Regions from separate parts of the Mus musculus genome. Here region 2 is linked to region 1. Evidence: chromatin contacts called from ENCODE Hi-C or POLR2A ChIA-PET data. All regions are on one chromosome and are shown on one strand. Each heading gives the region's core, a stretch centred on a gene start or an enhancer-like site at or near the end of the contact. The rest is flanking DNA. Distances are from core to core; before and after follow the strand shown.

Region 1 (4,831 bases), core at 2,309-4,808:
ACACATACAATATATTATTTGATGTGGCTTACAGATATACCTACCAGCCCTCCAGATACAATAACCTTAAATGATGAAAATAATTTGTGCAGAAGTTCATCAGATTTGCCTGTCCCCCTTGTCCTAGAGTCACCTGACTCACTCACCCCTTATTGACTGACTCACCTCTGTAAGGGCTTTACCTGATACCCTAACGCAAGCTGGATTCTCCCCCTTTTGTTCTCACAGGCTGAGGAAGTATATGGCTCTCCCTCCGAGCTGTGTACTCTGAGGACAGACATTTTATCTTTGCTCAGCACTGAGAACAAGAGCCTGAACCCTGCTTACAGTACTGTCTACAGGGCCGTCAAATACCTGTGGAGTGCGACTTTTCAGTACACACACGCCACTCTAGTAATAGAAAATAAGTGACTACACACAAGGAAATGAACTGCAATCAGTAACTGTTGGTGAAGCAAGCCCTTCCTCAGAAAACCAGGCTGAGTTGGGGCAAAGTTGAAGTCTGAAACTCATTATGCATCAGATCAGTCCTAAGGAGGACAGATAATGACAGTAAACAAACCAAGGAGCTTCCTAAGGTTATGTAGGTCACAGGTGACACAATGACCAAATTGTTTTCAGTATTCCTATATTAACAAAGGAGATAGTTTCTTTTGTGTGTGTGTGTAAATCTTTTTAAAATTTATGCATTTCTTTTTAATGTATGTGTTCTCTGTCTGCATGCCAGAAGAGGGCATCAGGTCCCTTTATAGATGGTTGTGATCACATGGGTGCCGAGAATTGAATTCAGGACCTTGGGAAGAACAGTCAATATTCTTAACCGCTGAACCCCCATCTCATCAGCCTGCATAAATCCTTTTTTTATTTATGTGTATCTTTTATTGTATTAATGTTTTACCTGAGTGTATATTTGTTTGCTATGTGTGTAGCAGGTCCCTGTAGGGGTCAAAAGAGGATATCAGATTTTTGCAACAGATCCTGTGAGCTCAGATTCTGTGAGCCATTGTGTGAGTGCTGGGAACTGAATCCAGGTTCTCTCAAGGAGAGCAGCCAGTGCTCTTACTGCTGAGCCATCTCTCCAGCCCCCACAAAAGGGACAAATTCAAACAACTAACTAGAAACTAGTACATTTAACATGCTCCAAAGTCACCAACAGCAATTTTCTTTCTGCAATGGTATTTTTTTTGTTTTTGTGGGTTTTTTTTTGAGACTGTGTTTCTCTGTATAGCCCTGGCTGTCCTGGAACTCACTCTGTAGACCAGGCTGGCCTCGAACTCAGAAATCCGCTGGCCTCTGTCTCCCAAGTGCTGGGATCAAAGGCGTGTGCCACCACGCCCAGCTATGAAAGATGTTTTACATGTAAAATGATATATGGCAACTTTTTTCTACATATATTCTCTATGTAACACACCGAAAGGTCTTTTCCAATTTGAAATTTAACATTTAAAGTCACAAATACTATTTTAACAAAATTAAATTGCCACTAAAGCTGCCAAAACACACAAGAAAACACAGTTCTGCAATATTTTTCAATAACAGGGCTGGCTCAATGGTTAGGAGCACTGGCTGCTCTTCCAGAGGACCCAGGTTCAGATTCCCAGCATCCAAATAGCAGCTCACAACTGACTTTAACTACAGTACCAGGAGTGCTGAGGCTTTCTTGAGGCCCTCCAACAAGCACAAGGTGCCAAGACATACATTGTTTAGCATTACCATCTAGCAAAACTACACGTGGATACATAAAAATGTAACAAACTCTGTGGGCACCATTTAAGGAAATTTATTAAGTCTGCTTGATGTAAAGAAACAGAACTTGAAGGAAAGGAAAAACATAATCAAAATATATAGGAAAAAAATTTCAGTAAGAAAAAAACTGAACAGAGCTCAGAGGAACCAAAGCTTCCACAATGTATTCACTTGAGCCCACACACAATGAAACAGCAAATTCTCATACATACATGTGTGCCCATACAAAGGCTTTAAAGCTTTACAATTTCGTTTGACAAATACCTTAAAAATAAAAAAAAAAATTGCTCTTAAACTTAACTAGAAGGGCCGGGCGTGGTGGCGCACGCCTTTAATCCCAGCACTCGGGAGGCAGAGGCAGGCGTATTTCTGAGTTCGAGGCCAGCCTGGTCTACAAAGTGAGCTCCAGGACAGCCAGGGCTATACAGAGAAACCCTGTCTCGAAAAACCAAAAAAAAAAAAAAAAAAAAAAAAACTTAACTAGAAGGACTAATTCAACTAAGTAACCAAGAAGAGAGCAATTTAAGCTTTCTTTTCAAATTATAAACAGTGAAAGGAGGACTCCCTAACAGCCTACTAATTCCTTCTTAGTTATTTACAGCAGTTGTAATTTCCACCTTAAACTAATTTATCTAAACAAATGCTTAACTCTCCAGAGTCTGTAAGCTGCAAGGAAGCAAGCAGTTTGCCTTGTTTATCTGTCCCTGGACTCACCCAAAATACTGTTTAAGAAAACGCTCCCTGAATGAACTTCTCCCCCACCCCCCAAACCCTAGAGAAAGCAAATAATTTCTGACTCAAAGTTATTTAATCAAAGCAACGTTTTAAAAATAGACCTGGCTGGCTGGCTTGAGACGAGAAGTTTCAAGCAGTTTATTAAAAGTGGCGAGCTTGGGAAGAGCGGGTAGTATAAGGGGAGCGCACAGTGGGCTCTCATGGAGTATATGCTAAATAACACGAGCCAAAGGAGCTCTAATCTATAGACCGCGGGCGCGTAGTTAAACACTAGCGCGCCCAACGGTGCTTTCCATTAAGTGTGGTTAAGTGCTCTGATTTTCATCCCTGCCTGGGCTCCCAAGACACTGCAACATCCCAAAGTGCTAAGTTATAGAAATCGCTTAGGGAAGGAAGTGAAACCAAGTGCTTAAATCGGCGTCTGGAGATATAAATGAGGGGTCTCGGCTCCGACACCCTCTTGTCTCCCCTCCCTTCCCCTCCTATTCTACAAGTGCCAAAAGCCTCCACCCGAATCAAGAAATCGCAGAATGTCTCCACAACCAGCTTAAAGAAAATAAGCGGACTCTATCGAGCTCGGGACGAGGAAGGTGAGCAGGTCTCGCCAGAGTCCGGAACTGGGAGAGAGGGCACTGACTGTCCTCGGCTACCTTGGAAGGCGAGGCTGCCGAGCTCCGGCTGGGCGGGCTGCGGGTGCCCAGCCAGGGTCCCCACAGCCGGTCGAGGAAGGCGGGCAGAGGCTCCGACATGGCCGGGACAGTGCCGCCGGCCGCAGGTGCTCAGGCCTGGCCGGGAGCGGGCAGCCGTCAGGCCTCACCGCTCCGCGCCCCTTCCCTGCAGGCTCGGCGCCGCGCCCGCCGTTGGGAGTCCCGCCGCGCGCCCCACGGCCCCGCGGGAGACGACCTCGCAGGCAGGCCGCCGCGCACTCACCATTGTCACCGCCGCCGGGTCGCCCACTCCACTCGGCTTTCCCTCAGAAGAACTCCCAGCCTGGGTGCCTGCGCCCCGCCGCCCGTCACGTGACCGTAGGCCATCAGCCGCACGTGACCACTCCTTTTCCTCTTCTCCCTCCCCCCCCCACCCCGCCCCGCTAGAGGCCCCGCCCTGCTAGAGGCCCCGCCCTTCAGGAAGGCCGTTTCGAGGCGGGGCTCCTCCGCCCCGCCTTTCGGTTGAGGGCGTGGTCTGGGTGGGTGACGTCTGGTGGGAGGAGTCAAAGATCTGTCTTCTCAGTCCAGCAACCCTAGAGCTAGTTGTCACGTGACGAGCCGTGCGCTGTCAAACTCCTCCCTCCGGCACGCCCATTTCCTTTTCCCTAGGGAAACTTGGGGGACTCGAGGGTTTGTGCGGGAGGCGTGTCTTTGCGGGCTTGCTGCAGTTCCGACCTTTGCGCCTGATCTGTTTCCCGCCTCAGCCCCGAGAATTGTTGGCCTCCGAAGAGACGGTTAGGGAGAAAAGCTAATCTTTAAAGCACATCCTTTGCAGTCCACGGATAGCTCGTGACGCAGCCTTCCAAGCCGGAGAGGCAGTACTCTCAAATCGGTTCCGCCCTCCTTACCCCCCCTCCCCGGCAACAGCCCTTCCTAAAAGTTTCGCAAGCGTGCAAAACGCAGCTCTCCAACACTCTGATCCAGTCAGTCATTGTAGTGGAGGCCCAGAAAACCTGAGGATAGATGAAATACTACGAAGGCTTAGGAACTGAACCTTTCATTCAGATTTATGGGCGGAGGGGTGTCATCAGCCCTATCATAACGAAACTCAACTTGGGGAGTAGAGTGTCAAGTTGTAAGTCTAAAATATTTAAAGGTTAAAATGAGGCTTCGGTCTCCAATCGCGACAGAATTCAAATACTGGAAATGAGTCTTTTGTTTGTAAGACAGGGGTTCTCATGTACTCATGTAGACTAGGCTAGCCTCAAGTGGAGAGTGAGCACCTCCAAAGTGCCTTCCCAATGCTGTAATTGCAGGAGTCACTGGTGGTTTTATGCATTGCTGCAGATGGAACACTGCACTTCCTTCATGCATGCAGGAGAAATCTGCCTAAAATGATATTATCTGAAAACAAATCTTAAAGATTGCTATGCCAGGGAGCTTTGGAACGAATGGATGTTTGTGTGTATATTTATTGTTGAGACAGGGTCTCACTAGGTGTCCCAGGCTCCTCTGGAATATGCTATGTAGCCCAGGCTGTCAAGAAACACATCTGTCCTCCTTCAGCCTTCCCAATATTGGAGATTACCTGTCATATTTACAGACGGGTAAAATAGTATGGGGACAGAGAAGGGAGTTTAGATCTCAAAATACTATTGATTAAAACCCTGTGATGCAGATGGCTTGGATGAAGGAGCATCACC
Region 2 (4,507 bases), core at 362-2,861, 760 kb after region 1:
AACAAACAACCAGGCTCTAGTATGGTTGGTATAAGCCAGGTGCTATGGCCTACACCTGCAATCTTAACCATTCTGAAGGGAGGGTCCACAAGTTTGAAGACAGCCAAACTTAGCTTTAGTGCCATGCTTAGCTGGCTAAAGCACCCAGTAAAGCCATAACGCTGTGTAAAACTAACTACTATACAGTTTCAAAACTGCGTTTCAAGGTCTCTTTTTTTTAAAATGAGGCTGTCATTTTATTTACACCTATCCTCTGCTGGAAAGGTCTTGAGCTTCCTTCACTCTAAGCTAGCAGTACAGTTGTTTAGCATGGGACTACCCCCCGCCCCTCCCCACTTCTTCACGATTGACACACACTCAGAGATTGATAGCTACGGAGTTTCCTCCTAAGGATAAAGAGAGCATGGAACCTCTGTTTAAAAGGTTAAAATGTCAGCAAGCTACTCCATGCTCTTGGTCTTGGCGGCTTACCGAGCAAATCTTTTTCTTGTTCCAACAAATTGTCCTCCATTCATTCACTGGGTCCTTTTTTGAGACCACAACACACACAGATTTAGTATCAAGATGATGTTAAAATTGGCCTGTGAAATCTGGATTTCGTTTTCATGAAGCAGGAACTGTAGCTGTAAGCCCTGTTTTTCTCTGAGTGAAAGAGTTTGGGTAATTTAACCTCGTATCTTCCAAGAAGTTAGCTGAAAACGTGAGCCAACACTGTTCCGGAACCTGAAGCAAAGATGTTGACATTCAGTAAGATTAGACTAAGCCATTGCTCCATTGCTAGCAATATATCTTACATGTTCAAATTAGGTTCAGATGAGTTTAAGGGTTTAAAATGAGTCATCATCGGCTTTTCTAACCGTATTTGTGATGGTTTCGTCTGCTACTTCAAAACCAAAATTAGGAAAGGTAGAATAAAATTATGAAAAGGCTAAAACCCTCCAAGCAGAAAGACAAACCAAAATGAAATTTTCACTTGTCAACGCCGAAGCATTGTTAAAAACACACGGACAAGAACAAAAAAAAAAAAGAAGAAGAAGAAGAAGAGGAAGAAAGAAAATACATTTGACAGCTTCTAGCCCTAGCCGGCTGCATTAGCGTCTTAGAGCAGGGAACCGCAACACTGCGCAGGCTCCTGGATCAGACGAACCCTGGGAGGTCTCCCGCGCAGGCGCACGAATGGGGAAGTGGGCGGGGTCGCGCATGCTCCCCGGCTCACTTCCGGCCAGCCCCTCCCCTCCCCCCTCCCCCGCGAAACCACCGCCCCTCTCCCTTGTCGCCTGGCTCTCCCTCGTCGCCAGCCTCTCCCTCAGCTCTCTCCACCCCTCGTGGTCTCCGCCCTGCTCACCGCCAGCCCTTCCCCTCCCGCTCCATCCGGGTCGCTGACGGCTTGTCTCTCGGTCCGGAGAGTGCTGGCGGCAGCGTTTCTCGGAGGAGCCTGGGAAAGTTTCACGGGCGAGCCGGGCAGCAGAGGCAGCGGAGCTGCGGTCGGGGACGTCGGAGGAGCCGTGGTAATCGCCGCGGCCGGCTGAAGGAGGAAGGTCTTGGGAGCTGGAGAGCCGCCCAGAGGTCCAGGGAGCGTCCGTCCTCCATCGCTTAGGGCTCTCCCTGCCCTGAGAGACCCGGTGAGTCGTTGCCCCCCGTGGGTTCGGGGTAGTGTGACGGAGGCGAGCTCCGCTGGGGCCTTGGGGAAGGGCGCCAGCGTCCTCAACGTTTTCCGGGGCCGGAGTGGTGCACCGCCCTCGGGGAAAGGGTCTCCCTGGGGCCGAGGCCGTGGGGCTGAGCCCGGTGGGGTGAACCCTCTCCCCGGCTCGCCCATAGGTAGCTGCGGGAGTTTGGCTGGCCGGCCCGTGAGGCTGGGTGTGTGCAGACCATTCCTCTGCCCCGGGCCGCGGGAGCTGATCGTGAGGTGCATGGTCAGAGAAAGAGGAAACCAAACTGCCTTGCGTTCTCCTACCTGTTGCTGGCGAGAGAACGTCTTTCCCATACTGGTTCTGACTTTTTGGAGGAAAAAAAAAAGGGTACCCAAACGAAGCGCATTGAAATCGGAGCTATGTTCCTGTCTGATGCTAGCCTTGAAAACACAGAGAGAGAGATAGGGAAAGACAATGCAGAACTCTCTGGAACTTTCGAGTTTTGGTGTCCCAAACTTTTTCTGATAGGAGTGGAGTGAGACAGCTTCGGCACTTTCTAAATAAACATAAATGCAAGAAAATTATGTTTTGAAACCTCAGATTCAGCGAAAGGAATTTAGGTGATTTTGGACAGCAAGGATAAGACTGACTTCTATTAATGCTTCTTAATGCACCATGCTTTTTAAAGAAATGTAAAGGGTTTTTTTTTTTTTTTTAATGTTAATGGAGGATTCCCTCACTTGTTTGTGCACCATGCGTGCCCGTAGTGCAGGAAGCCAGTAGAGGGCGTAGGATTGATTCCCTGGGAGGAGTTACACACAGAGAGCAGCCATGTGGGTGCTGGGAATTGAATCAGGATCCTTTAAAAGAGACATCTCTCAGCCCCTTAATGTATGTCTTTCAAGCGCAGAAGTTATATAGATTTTCCTATCAAAAGTTAACCCTGCCTCCAACCTGGTCTTGTTTGGAAAAAAAACTCAGCAGTCCTGTGATTGTTTTTCATCTTTAAGTAATTTTCCTAGAGGTATGTATTATAATCACATTGATTTGGTTTTAAAATTAAATTAGTAGAGTGAGTTCTCGACCTTAGCATTTTGACTTATAAAATGGAGTCGATTGTTTGAAATTACGACTTGATAATTTCTAATTTTGTACATAGCTTATTAGTACAAATAATGAGAATAGTCTACTTTAAATTGTTATTTTTTTTCTAAAGTTCCATTATTGTTTTTATTTATGTTACAGATAAGAACTTCCATTTTCTGTTGATGTGGAGGTAGGTATCAGATTGTTCTGTGGGGGACTGGAAGATTATGTTTCTGCAGTTGGCTGGATACTTGCTTGTTTGGGCATTGGACACATGCCTTATTTACTGTTCTCATTAAATGTATGTAAACACGAAAACCTAATTTCATTAGAGTACTTATATAGCAGAGTTAAAGCCAGTTACTGTTTTAAGTTTTGCAAAGAATAGTAGAAGGTGATGTCATTTCCTAAACATTTGTATATGGCCCTTTAAAACTGAGAGAACTGACTGTCACCCCAAGCATATTATAAGTATTAAACAAGTGCAGTCCTCATTTTAGCTTAACACTCGATGAGAGAGCAGCTTGCTTTGAGGTCTTACTAACTTTTGTTTTTCTCCTCAGACATAGGGTACCTCCCAGTTTCCAGTGTTTCAGAAGGGACTTTTGTATTGAAACTGGAAGACCAAGGTCATTCCAAGCATGTTGTGCTGGGGCAATGCATCCTATGGACAACTAGGTTTGGGAGGAATTGATGAAGAAATTGTACTAGAGCCCAGGAGAAGTGACTTTTTCGTGAACAAAAAGGTCCGAGATGTAGGCTGTGGACTCAGGCACACTGTGTTTGTCCTGGATGATGGGACTGTGTACACATGTGGATGTAATGATCTAGGACAGCTAGGTCATGAAAAGTCCAGAAAGAAACCAGGTACGGGACATTTCTCTATTTCTAATAATTGATCATTTATTTCACTCTTGAAATGGTGTTTTGTATGACCTCTGTAAATCCTAAACTTACAGGCTTTTTCAAGATTTAAAAGCAAAGTAAAAGTGAAACATACTCTTGACCTTCCTGTGCTGCTTAAGAAGTACATTGTGTGTGTGTGTGTGTGTGTGTGTGTGTGTGGTGTGGGGGGGGGTGTGGGTGTGGGTGGGTGGGTGGGTGGGTGTGGGTGGGTGGGTGTGTGTGTGTGGTTGTTTGTTTGTTTTTATTTATTACTACTACTAGTGGTTGAAAACAGTAACAAAAAACCCTAGACTTCAGTGTTTGTTTTCTTTTATATAGACTATAAAGTTATCAAAATCTTTAATAAGTTCAGCTACCTTGAACAGATTTTGAATTCCTAATTTGTTCTCTGTGATGATTCTGTACTCATGGGGGGATGGTAAAAGCTTTTTATTTTCATTTACTTGTGTAAATTATAATTCTTCCATTTTATTCCCCATTTTACTTTAGGTATGTAATGTTTTGTTGCTTAGTTAGAAGTACTGTTTAATCCCCTAGTTGCTGCTTCCACGTTTTCAGTGCTAGCTTTTAAAGGGTTGTGAATGCCAGGTCTGACTATGGAGAGAGATCTAAGCACAATGTAAAATAATTTATCAGGTAATAAGCATTGGAAACATTTGGTCAGATTTCATGGTGTTTTTCTGGATGTTGTATTTAAAATTGGGTAGTAACACATTTGAGGTGGAATTATTAGATATTTTGCTCTCAGTTGTGATAACCCAAAGCTCCTACAGGAAGGCAGTAAATTCAGAGGAGAAAGCTGCCGTGCTGTTTGTCACAGTAACACACTTAGGCGTTCCCTGTGGTAATCCTTGTTCTCTGTCATCCCATTGTAGGAGGTGTTT

What was found. A loop is a pair of places that touch in the nucleus more often than their neighbours do. ChIA-PET counts read pairs that join two places held with the same protein, here RNA polymerase II (POLR2A).
Region 2: a loop to region 1 is called in a map of heart, with 3 times the contacts of the local background. The contact joins the promoter of 1700120B22Rik here to the promoter of Vps26a in region 1. A Hi-C loop is called at or near these places in 1 of 37 maps with a recorded cell type or tissue (heart). POLR2A ChIA-PET finds 5 or more read pairs at or near these places in 1 of 5 experiments (embryonic stem cell).

Annotation. Positions count from the first base shown.
Region 1 is chr10:62,483,247-62,488,077 of GRCm38, forward strand. It overlaps Vps26a (VPS26 retromer complex component A), which reads right to left and starts at 3,559. Exons shown (of 9, transcript NM_133672.3): 1 at 3,412-3,559. The coding sequence starts at 3,414.
Region 2 is chr10:63,242,542-63,247,048 of GRCm38, forward strand. 1700120B22Rik (RIKEN cDNA 1700120B22 gene) reads right to left here and starts at 1,612. Exons shown (of 2, transcript NR_166111.1): 1 at 1,346-1,612; 2 at 1-723. Herc4 (hect domain and RLD 4) reads left to right here and starts at 1,256. Exons shown (of 25, transcript NM_026101.4): 1 at 1,256-1,622; 2 at 2,877-2,907; 3 at 3,281-3,584. The coding sequence starts at 3,359.